Linked DNA regions of Homo sapiens: region 1 is linked to region 2. A link is a loop called in an ENCODE intact Hi-C map of the cell type or tissue named here. Cell type or tissue: IMR-90. All regions are shown on one strand. Each heading gives the region's core, and the rest is flanking DNA. Links, peaks and the distances in the headings are about the cores only.

Evidence for each region. Peaks named below come from ENCODE experiments on the same cell type or tissue, not always from the same donor. Only the 100,000 strongest peaks of a DNase experiment are listed, where the experiment ranks them.
Region 1: a loop joins it to region 2, with 4 times the contacts of the local background. A loop is called at or near these places in 2 of 110 quality-filtered maps.

What each region holds. Positions count from the first base shown.
Region 1 is chr9:120,432,799-120,438,176 of GRCh38, forward strand. It overlaps CDK5RAP2 (CDK5 regulatory subunit associated protein 2), which reads right to left. Exons shown (of 38, transcript NM_018249.6): 25 at 4,497-4,729. Among named protein-coding and RNA genes, the nearest start is that of CDK5RAP2, 140 kb to the right of the region's middle. In IMR-90, for the core only: no CTCF peak of the experiment used is centred there; DNase peaks (open chromatin) are centred at 1,093, 1,963 and 2,503; H3K27ac peaks cover 2,152 bases.
Region 2 is chr9:120,364,539-120,369,916 of GRCh38, forward strand. It overlaps LOC105376253 (a long non-coding RNA gene), which reads right to left and starts at 2,317. Exons shown (of 3, transcript XR_002956934.2): 1 at 2,130-2,317. RefSeq lists a silencer at 4,319-4,519. In IMR-90, for the core only: a CTCF peak has its summit at 2,378; a DNase peak (open chromatin) is centred at 2,313.

The sequences.
Region 1 (5,378 bases), core at 50-5,049, 68 kb after region 2:
CAGAGGCACCCACTCTCAGCTCTCCACTTCCTAGGGCCTAGAGTGAGAGCCTTCAAGAAGAGGCCGACAGAAAATGACTTGGGCCTGGAAGATACGGCTTTATCATGAGGACCCAGATAGTTCTCCACTAATAAAATGAAAACTAGCTTATTTAGAATACCCTTAGCTACAAGGAAGTAGGTTTTCATAAAGCTGGGAAAAGTCAGGTACTCCTATATACCCTGGTCCTCAAAAGTCCTGGGAACCGGTATTAGCAAAACCAGTCTACAGCAGGTCTAAGCTGCTGGGCCCTTCGCAAAAGCTGGGGGAAAACATTCACTAGGCCCAGATGGGTAAACTATCCCATGTTCTATCCTGGAATTAAATGAACTATGTGGGCCATCATAAACCATCTATTTTGTACATATGAAGACAAGAGGAACAGAGTTAAATCCTGGTTCCGCCAAGTCAGTTGTGACTTTGAACAACAAACTCTTATTTGTTAAGTCTAAGTTCCTCACCTGAAAAACAGGCTGTTCTGAGGATTAAGCCCCAACTCACAGCAAGTACAAATACTAATAAGCACTCAGTACGTAAGAACCATGCACCCAGCACTGAGCCAAGCAAGGCTTCACATCCATAATTTAATTCTTACAAAGGCTCCACCAATTAGGTATTAGAATGCTAAGTTTACAGGTGAAAGAAGAAACTGAGGCAAGGAATTAAGTAAATTTCCCAAGGTACACAGCTTACGAGTGGGAAACCAGAGCTCTAATCTGGCCAGCCCAGCTCCAATGACTGCATTCTTCACTACTAGGCCCATTTATTTAAATATGTAAGGTTATTTCTCTATGCCTCAGTTCATCATCTATAAAACTGAACTAATACATTGTGCTTCCAAGGTCATTGTGAAGTTTAAATCAAATAACCTATATGATACCAACTATAATACAAGTAGCTCTAGTAGGAAAAGTTTTTTGTCCAGAGACCTGATTTAAAATCCCAGCTCTGCCATTCACTCCACAAATGGTCACAGATGAGTTGCTTACTCTCACTGGGCCACACTCTCCACAGCTGTAACACTAGATTCACTGACTCACTCACTCATTTATTCATTCTCTCAAAATATGTGTTACGTGTCCACCATACATCAAACGTTATCTATATCCTAGCACTACAGCAACAAACACAACAGACAAGATCCATGCACCCTTGTAGGGCTTACTTTCTACAGGGAAGGCAGAATAAAAAACATATAACATGCAAGATGGTTAAGATGGTTACGGGTAGTAAACACATAACATGCGAGATGGTTGTGGGTAGAACCGAGGAAAATAACACAGGGTAAGGGAAAAAGGGAATGTCAGTGATAGGCAGGGGTGCCTTGCTATTTCATAAAGAGCTGTCAAAGAGCACCTCGTTAATATGATGACATTTGAGACAAGGCCTGAAGGGATCAGGGACACCAGACAGAAGAGAAAGTGCAAAGCCCCTGAAGGAGGAGCTGGCCTGGGCATGCTAGAAAAACTGCAGGGTCAGTAGCTGGGGAGGGGAAGCAGGAGAGGGTGGGGCGGCAGAAGTAAGGAGAGAGTGCAGCCAGGGCGATGGTACAGGGCTTTGCAGGCCCTTATCTGGACTTTTACACTGAATGAAAAGGAAAGGCTTTGATTTGGGGGCAGAGATGGGACATGATCTGACTTACATTTTTAAAAGATCACTGATTATTGTGTGGAAAATGCACTACAGTGAGACAAGGATGGAAGCCCAGAGGCCAAACAGGAGAGGCCTGCAGCATCCAGGTGAGAGAAGAGAGGCGAGCTGAAGCGGTGGCAGCAATAATTGGTGGTGAGGACTGGTCAGGGATGGAAGACGTGCAGAAGGCGGGGCTGCACAGAGGCAGCCAGGGAGGGAGAGGAGAACTGAACTCTCAGTGGCATCGTCTGGAAGCCAAGTCAGCCAAGGAGGGAGGGATCAACACGTCAAATACTGCTGCAGTCTGAGCAAGATGAAGACTGAAAACTGATCCTTGGATTTGGCAAAGTGGAAGTTGTTAGTGTCAGGCAAACTGTTTCAGTGGAGGGGTTGAGATAACTCAGAGTCCAGTCCCAATGGGTTTAAGAGAGAAAGGGGAATGGAAAGCAATACTACTGGAGATAAGGGAAAAGGAGAAAAATAATGACTTCACACAGCAATTTAAAAGGATACAGTTTTGACTCTGGAATCATGCTAATGTTATACATATTCAAAAAATTAAATCAATAAAAATAGGGTAGAAAACTCTAAAATTGAATACAAATAAAAACAAATGAATCTAATTGTGTTTCAAATGACTAACCCAACAACAGCTGTACAAAGAATGAAACCAAACAACTTTTAAATTCAAGAACATACTATAATGTATTTTTAGCCTAAAAACAAAGAGAACTACTTTAATAAACAAATCTTAAACTCTTCCAGTGGGTTTGTTTTTCACAGTGGAAAGGGTGGAGTAATTCTGGAACTATGTGTATATATTACAGAACTGAGTAAATCAGCAGATATGGTGATGTTGTCAGAGCCAGGGTTCTTAGTGTTGGAGAAGGGAAGTAAAAATGTGGAAGCGGGAAAAACAGGAAAGAACCCAGTGAGTCTGGACTGGAATTAAAGGCACCATTGTGAAGTAATGATTTTTTTAAAAAATAAATTACACATTTACACACACACACACACACACACACACACACACGCCTGCTAAAGGGCCTAGACACAATGATACCCTCGTAGCAATGAACACACCTAGCACCAAATCTTGGTGGTTAAATATCATTCCTCACTAAAAGGAATCAAGGCTCTTGGAGAAATGGCTCATTCAGGGCAGAAGCAGTACAGGATGAGCATGGAAAATCTATTTTGTCCCAGAAAGTAAGGACGTACTCCCAAAAAGATGGAGACATGTCAAAAGAAACTGCCACTTACCAAATCTGGGACAATATAATATGAATGTCAGAATGGATAATAGTCCATTGAATAAAATAAGAATCTTTAAGCCCACACTGATCATAAACAAACAAGAAATATAGTAATAAAAGGAATTAATAGAGAATGCATTCTTCTAGTACATGCCACCTAATATAAATGAAGAAGGAATGTGATTAAAAAATGTTAGTGTTAGAAAAAAACTGTCATAGGAACATTTGACTCAGACAAGAATCATCAATATATGGTAAAACTCATGGTAGAAGTTTGAAGAGGAAGAGAATACTTACAGAATAACAAAGTATCTTCTACAAATTATTCATTACACAGGTTAATATAATTTACACTGGAGAAAACTGACAGACATTACCTTAAGGAAGTGATCAAAGTTAATATCACCAAAAACGGGATTAATATTGTGTGCCTCCTTAAGAAAACACCATAAGAACAAAATAATCTCTTATGCAGCATTCCTGCCAAAACTGCATAGCCAATCTAATCTAACCAATTTAATCTAATCATGAATTGAGTCTTGCGGAAAGAACAGATAATCCCAAAGCGAGGGGCTAGCCTGAACTATTGAAGTATGTTCACATCACGAAAAGAAGAAAGGGTGAGGAACTACTCCGGATTAAAGGAGACGAGAGACACATGACAACTAAATGTAACGTGGAGACTGGATCCCGGACCAGGATCAGGATCCAGAATAAACTGTCATAAAAGACATTATTGAATTAATTATAAAAATTCAAATATAGGCTGTATATTAGATAATAGTATATTAGACAACACCTTTTCTGATTGTGATAACAATACCATGGTTATGCACGAGAATTTCCTTGGTCTGAGGAACCACACCCTGAATTATCTAGGGAGAAAGGAACATCATAGCATCAATCCACTCTCATAGAGCTCAGAAAGATAATAATAGAGCGCGTGTGTGTACAGACAGGGAAAGATAAAACAAATGTGGCAAATGCTAACAACTGATGAAGCTGGGTGCACAGTAAATGGGAGTTCTTTGCTGTAGTCTCAAAAAAAAATTATTTTAAAAATTTTACCTAGCACATAGCAAAGGTTTCTTTCACCCTTCCTCTGGCCATCCTTAACTCTTCGATATACTTTTTAACTGATAAAAATTTTGCTTGGTTGACTGGATTTTTTGCTTGCCAACATTTAAAACACATGAGTTTTCACAAAAAAAAATAAATAAATAAAAAATCCCATCTTTTCTGGAAAATTTGTAAGATGCAAGAACTGGCAACTACGTGACCACTGCTGAGTGAGAGGCAGTGCCTTCTGGCTGGCTTCACTCATGTACCTCACCAGCCCGGCCCCTGAGGCGTCTAAACTGGACTCCTGGTTTGTAACAGTGCCGACCACAAGCCATGTGGAAGTGGTCACTGGGAGGAAGCAGCAGCCAGTGTGGTTCTGCTGTCACCTCATCAAGGCAGAGGGGTGAAAGATAACTAAGGCCAAGGAGTTAGCTCCTCCTGTGCCCCTCCAAGAAGTCCTGGGTCAATTACTGATGTCTTAAGACTCGCGTACCTCACCCTACCTACCGTTGAGAAATAGCTTTTCCAATTTCTCCAGCAGCTCAGCACATTGATTCAGCTGTTCCTGGAAACCCTCGGCCACACAGTAATCCACATCACTGGCCTGCAGCAACTCCTCAAATGCCTTAATCATGGTGTTCATGTGTTGACGGGAGATGACACAGATGCCATGGCCATCCTTAATCTGCTGCCGTTGAAGGGAGAGCTCCCTGGCTTGGGACTGAACTAATGAATCGTATCTGATAAAAGAGGGGAAAGAAAATACTTGGACCATTTTAGAATTGAATTTTTGTGACCTTAACACTAATTGGAAAAATGACAGAGTACAATTTTTAAAAGCCTGCAGCTGTACAAGTATATATACTTTTAGAAAAATTGAAACTGTACAAGGTCAGCTCTTCTTTGATTTCACACAGCCAACAAAGGCTGGAACAAAGATTCTTCTGCAACATTTTTAACCTTATAAAGCCCCCAATTAAAGTACAGATTGGCAAGAACTCAGGCAAACAATAAGTTTCCATACACTCTTCAAAAATACTATTCTGAATTGTAGAAACAAGTGCCCCAAGGGTCAGAGGATCTACCAAAAATTCTCATGAAGTGTGATAAAGAAAGTGTACCACAAAGAAAAAAAGACAGGACTCTCTCCTCCCGAACAAAACGTCACTGAATAATCATGATGCTAACTACCATTTACTGAGGGTCTAGGACCTGTCAGTAACTGAATTCAGTGCTTTATATGTTATCTGATCCTCTCAGTCTTCCAACAAATGTATAAATGTCCCCTTTTACAGAAGAATAAACTGACTGCAAAGCTAATTAAGTGGTAAAGATTTTGGATTCAAACACAATTCTCACTTTGAAGATCATTATGCAATATTACCTTTT
Region 2 (5,378 bases), core at 117-5,116:
GAAAAAGGAAAAGAAATCAGGGGAAGTAAGGCAAGTAGAGAGGAATATTGATAGCTGTTATATACCCAAAAGTATATATATCATTCTATTATAAAGATATATGTGGCCAGGCACAGCGGCTCACGCCTTTAATCCTAGAATTTTGGGAGGCTAAGGCGAGCGGATCACGAGGTCAGGAGATCAAGACCATCCTGGCTAACATGGTGAATCCCCGTCTCTACTGAAATTACAAAAAATTAGCCGGGCGTGGTGGTGGGCGCCTGTAGTCCCTGCTACTCGGGAGACTGAGGCAGGAGAATGGCGTGAACCCGGGAGGCGGAGCTGGCAGTGAGTCAAGACCACGCCACTGCACTCCAGCCTGGGTGACAGAGCGAGACTCCATCTCAAAAAAGAAAAAAAAAAAAAAAAAAAAAAAAATATATATATATATATATGCATGTATGTGTATGTTTATTGCACCACTATCCACAATAGCAAAGATGTGGAGTCAACCTAAATATCCATCAGTGATAGATTGGATAAAGAGAATGTGGTACATAAACACCATGGAATACTATGCAGCCATAAAAAAGAATGAGATCATGTCCTTTGCAGAGACATGGATGGAGCTGGAAGCCACTATCCTTAGCAAACTAACACAGGAACAGAAAACCAAACACCACATGTTCTCACTCATAAGTGGGAGCTGAACGATGAGAACACATGGACACAGGGAGAGGAACAACACATACTGGGGCCTGTCAGAAGAGGGGAGAAGTGGGGAGAGGGCGAAGTTCAGGAAAAATAGCTAACGTGTGTTGGGCTTAACACTTAGGTGACAGGTCAATAGGTGCAGCAAACCACCGTGGCACACATTTACCTATGTAACAAACCTGCACATTCTGCACTTGTACCCCAGAATTTAAAATAATAAAAAAGAAAAGAAAAGAGGTTGAATTGGCTCATGGTTCTTCAAGCTGTATAGGGAATCATAGCGACTTCTGCTTCTGGGGAGGCCTCAGGAAACTTACAATTGTGGTGGAAGGCAAAGGGGAAGCAGGCTCATCTCACAGGGCCTGAGCAGAAAGGAGAGAGAGAAGAGGGGGAGGTTCACACACTTTTAAATGACCACATCTCATGAGAACTCACTCTCACTATCACAAGAACAGCACCAACAGGGAAATCTGTCCCCATGATTCAATCACCTCCCAGCAGGCCCCATCTCCAACACTGGGGATTACAATTCAACATGAGATTTGGGTGGGGACACAGATCCAAACCATATCACTGTTGAAACTGGATCATGGGCATCTGGGATTTCACCATGCTAGTCTCTGCTTTTGTATCTGTTTTAAAATGTTTGAAGTAAAAAAATAAGTAAAAACGCACCAACGAATTGACAGGGGAAAGCTGAGCAAACCACGATCCAAGACAGCAGAACTTACCCTGCGACTTCCAGAGAGGCTAAAAGAAGGTCCAGGCTCCAAGTCACTAATGCCAACAGCTGTGCTGGCCTCAGGGATGGGGATGTCATCAGGAGATTTGTCAAGGGGCTGCATTTGGGATGCTGGGGATACCTGCAGCCTTAGAGAACAGAAGGCACTAACGCCAAGCAGGATGAATGAGAAAGATGCAGCTCTAGGTGAGATTTTTGGCATTCCAAAGATAAGCAAGAAATTTTGTACCAGGCACACTGGGCTCATGCCTGTAATCCCAACACTTTGGGAGGCCAAGGCAGGCGGATGACTTGAGGTCAGGAGTTTCAGATCAGCCTGGCCAACATGGTGAAACCCCGTCTCTACTACAAAAAAGAAAAATTAGCCAGGCGTGGTGGCAGGTGCCTGTAATCCCAGCCACTTGGGAGGCGAGGCAGGATAATTGTTTGAACCTGGGAGGTGGGAATTGCAGTGAGCTGAGATCACGCCACTGCACTCCAGCCTGGGCAACAAGAGCGAGACTCCACCTCAAAAAAAAAAAAAAAGAGAGAAAATTTTAAACGCTTCTGGAGAGCAAAAACACTGCCTACCAAAGTTATCCACCCTACCGAATGCTGTAGGAAATAGCAAGGCCTCTATCTTAAATGCCTAGCGCTGCTGTAATCAATGACCACAGACTTAATGGCTTAAAACAACACAGATTTACTCTCTTACAGTTCTGGAGGTGAGAAGCCTGAAATGAGTTTCATTAGACAGAAACCAAGCTGTCCGACTGCACACCGTCCAGAGGCTCCAAAGGACACTCCGCTTGGTTTCCTGGCCTTTTCCAGCTTCTAGAGCTGCATTCCTTACATTCCTTGGCTCCCGGCCTCTTCCTGCTTCAAAGCCAGCAGGAGCACAGAACATTGCTTCAGTAGTCACATCATCTTCTTCCTCTCTAGATGAATCTCCCTCTACCTCCCTCTAGGAAGGACTCTTGGGATTACATTTAGGGCCCTCCTGAATAGTCCAGGATAATCTCTCCCTCTCAAGTTCCATAATCACATCTACAAAGTCCCCTTTGCCATATAATGTTCACAGATTCCAGGAATTAGGACCTGGATATTTTAGGGGAACCATTGAGCCTCCCACAGCTTCTAAATTCCAAAGAAAAGCAGTTTTACCCAGGGTTCTATAGTTCCACAGTTTGGAAAACAGTTCGGTGGTTCATCAACAAATTAAGCATAGAATTACCATACGATCTAACAATTTCACTCCTAAGCATCTACCCAAAATAACTGAAAGCAGGCTGGGCACAGTGGCTCACGCCTGTAATCCCAGCACTTTGGGAGGCCAAGGCGGGTGGATCATGAGGTCAGGAGATCGAGACCATCCTGGCTAACAAGGTGAAACCCCGTCTCTACTAAAAATACAAAAAAAAAATTAGCCGGGCATGGTGGCGGGCGCCTGTAGTCCCAGCTACTCGGGAGGCTGAGGCAGGAGAATGGCGTGAACCCGGGAAGCGGAGCTTGCAGTGAGCCGAGATTGCGCCACTGCAGTCCGCAGTCCGGCCTGGGCGACAGAGCGAGACTCCGTCTCAAAAAAAAAAAAAAAAAAATACAAAAAAATAGTTGGGCATGGCCTGTAGTCCCAGCTACCTGGGAGGCTGAAGTGGGAGAATCACCTGAGTCCAGGAGGTCGAGGCTGTAGTGAGCTGTGATTGCACCACTGCATTCCAGCCTGGGTGACAGGGTAAGACCCTGTCTCAAAAAAAAAAAAAGTAAAAAGAATTGAAAGCAGAAACTCAAACAAATATTGATACACAAATGTTCACAGCAACACTATTCACCATAGCCAAAAGGTGGAAACAACCCAAATATCCATCAATTGATGACAGGATAAATAAAATATGGTGCATCCATACAATGGAATATCATTCAGCTGTGAACAAGGAATGACGCACCCATACATGCTACAACATGGATGAACCTTAAAAACATTTTGTTACATGAAGAAGCCAGACACAAAAGGCCACATGTTATATGATTCCCTTTATATTAAATGTCCACAACAAGCAAATCCACAGAGATAGAAAGCAGATTAGTAGTTGCTGGGGGTGGTGAGAGGGAGGAATGAGGGGTGACTGCTTAATAGATGGAAGGTTTCCTTTTAGGGTAAGGAAAAAATTCTGGAACTAGACAGCAGCGATGAGTGCATGATATTATGAATGCGCTTAACACCACTGATTTATACACTTTAAAATCATTAAAATGGTAAGTTTGGCATTAAAGAGAAAAAGAGTAGACACAGGAAATAATGATATCTAAGGATAAGTTAAGATCAAGGAAAGTGCAAACCAAATTATAAGAGAATCTGCTGACCCTGATGTTTAGAACATTCCCTTTGAGCAGTAAGGGTTTCCAGACATAGAATTGATTACATTCTCATCTCTACAGGCCTAATCACATCACTTGGTTCTGCAGTGAGTATTTCCACAATCTAAAATATATAAATGATATTTTTATTGGGCTTAAAATTTTAGAAATAACCTATGGAGAAATCATGAAAGACCATTATGGTAACAGAGTGAATATAAATGTTATGAACCTTGACAATGTAAGAATAATTATTTAACAAGAATTGGGTGCAGATGGGAAACACAGAAGAAAGTGTAAGTACATGGACTTCTTTATTTTTCATAGCAGAGATCAATACTTACAATCCAAAAGAAATAAATCAAGAAATAGATAGTAGGTTATTAAAACTTAAAAAGGCAATCTGTAGAAGAAATAAGAATAATGTCTGTAACTGCAAAATTCAGCAAGGGACAGGAGAGTTGGAAGGCAATAAAGTGTGCTCAATTCCTCAACTTTCTCAGCAGAGAGGCAACAAATATGTCCAAAGAAGATGAGTCAAGAAATAGAACTATATTTAAAGCTTCAATTGTTGATAGACATCTGTTTTTGTTTGGTGAGAACACCCCTCTTTCCCTGGGGATACCCATTTGCATGTGTGAGGTAGGGCAGACCTGCCCTTGTGGCCACAGGAGTGGTCACATGACCCATCCTGGCCAATCAGAACCTTCCCTGGGACTTTTTCACCAGCACTGTTGGGGAAGATGCTGATTTTAGGCCAGCACTGTCAAGTCAGGAGAATGGTACCCTGGGGCTTTCTGTATCCATCTGCCTGCTACTGGACACGAATCTGCATATAGACTGAAGCAACATCAGAGCTGATGACATTATTGAATCCCTGGATGTGCCTGAAGCATATATTATTCTTCAGATTTCTGTTATCTTACCCATTGAATTCTCTCCTACCTCTTTTTTTGAGACAGACTCTCACTCTGTCACGCAGGCTGGAGAGCAGTGGCATGATCTCAGCTCATTTGCCGCCTCAACCTCCTGGGCTCGAGTGATCCTCCCACCTCAGCCTCCCAAGTAGTTGGAACTACAGGCACATGCCACCAGGCCTGGCTAATTTCTGTATTTTTTGTAGAGGCAGGGTTTCATCATGTTGCCCAAGCTGGTCTTGATCTCCCAGGCTCAAGCAGTCCACCCATCTCAGCCTCCCAAAGTGCTGGGATTGTAGGCATGAGGCACCATGCCGAGCTTGAATTCCCCTTTTGCTTAAAAAAAAAAGGCTGGGAAAGCCATTTGGCTCATATGTTCTGCTAATGTGTGGTGCTAACCCAGGGAATCTTCTAGAAAGAAGAGGAGTTCACCAGCAAGGAATTCCAGGAAAAGGTGTTAGAACCACAGCCCAAATGGTGACCCTAAGGCTTTCAGGATCAGGCCACCAGTGTTTTTCAGTGGCCAGAACACCATCTGGTACAGTGATGGTCACAAGGGGTGTGATCAAAACTCGACATTTGGACGGCCAGCCAAAAGTCCAAATCCTGCTAGGAGCTATGCAACTTGGACAAAATTCTTAGCATCTCTGACCTTAGCCTCCTTGTTACCAAAATAGAGATAATACTATCTA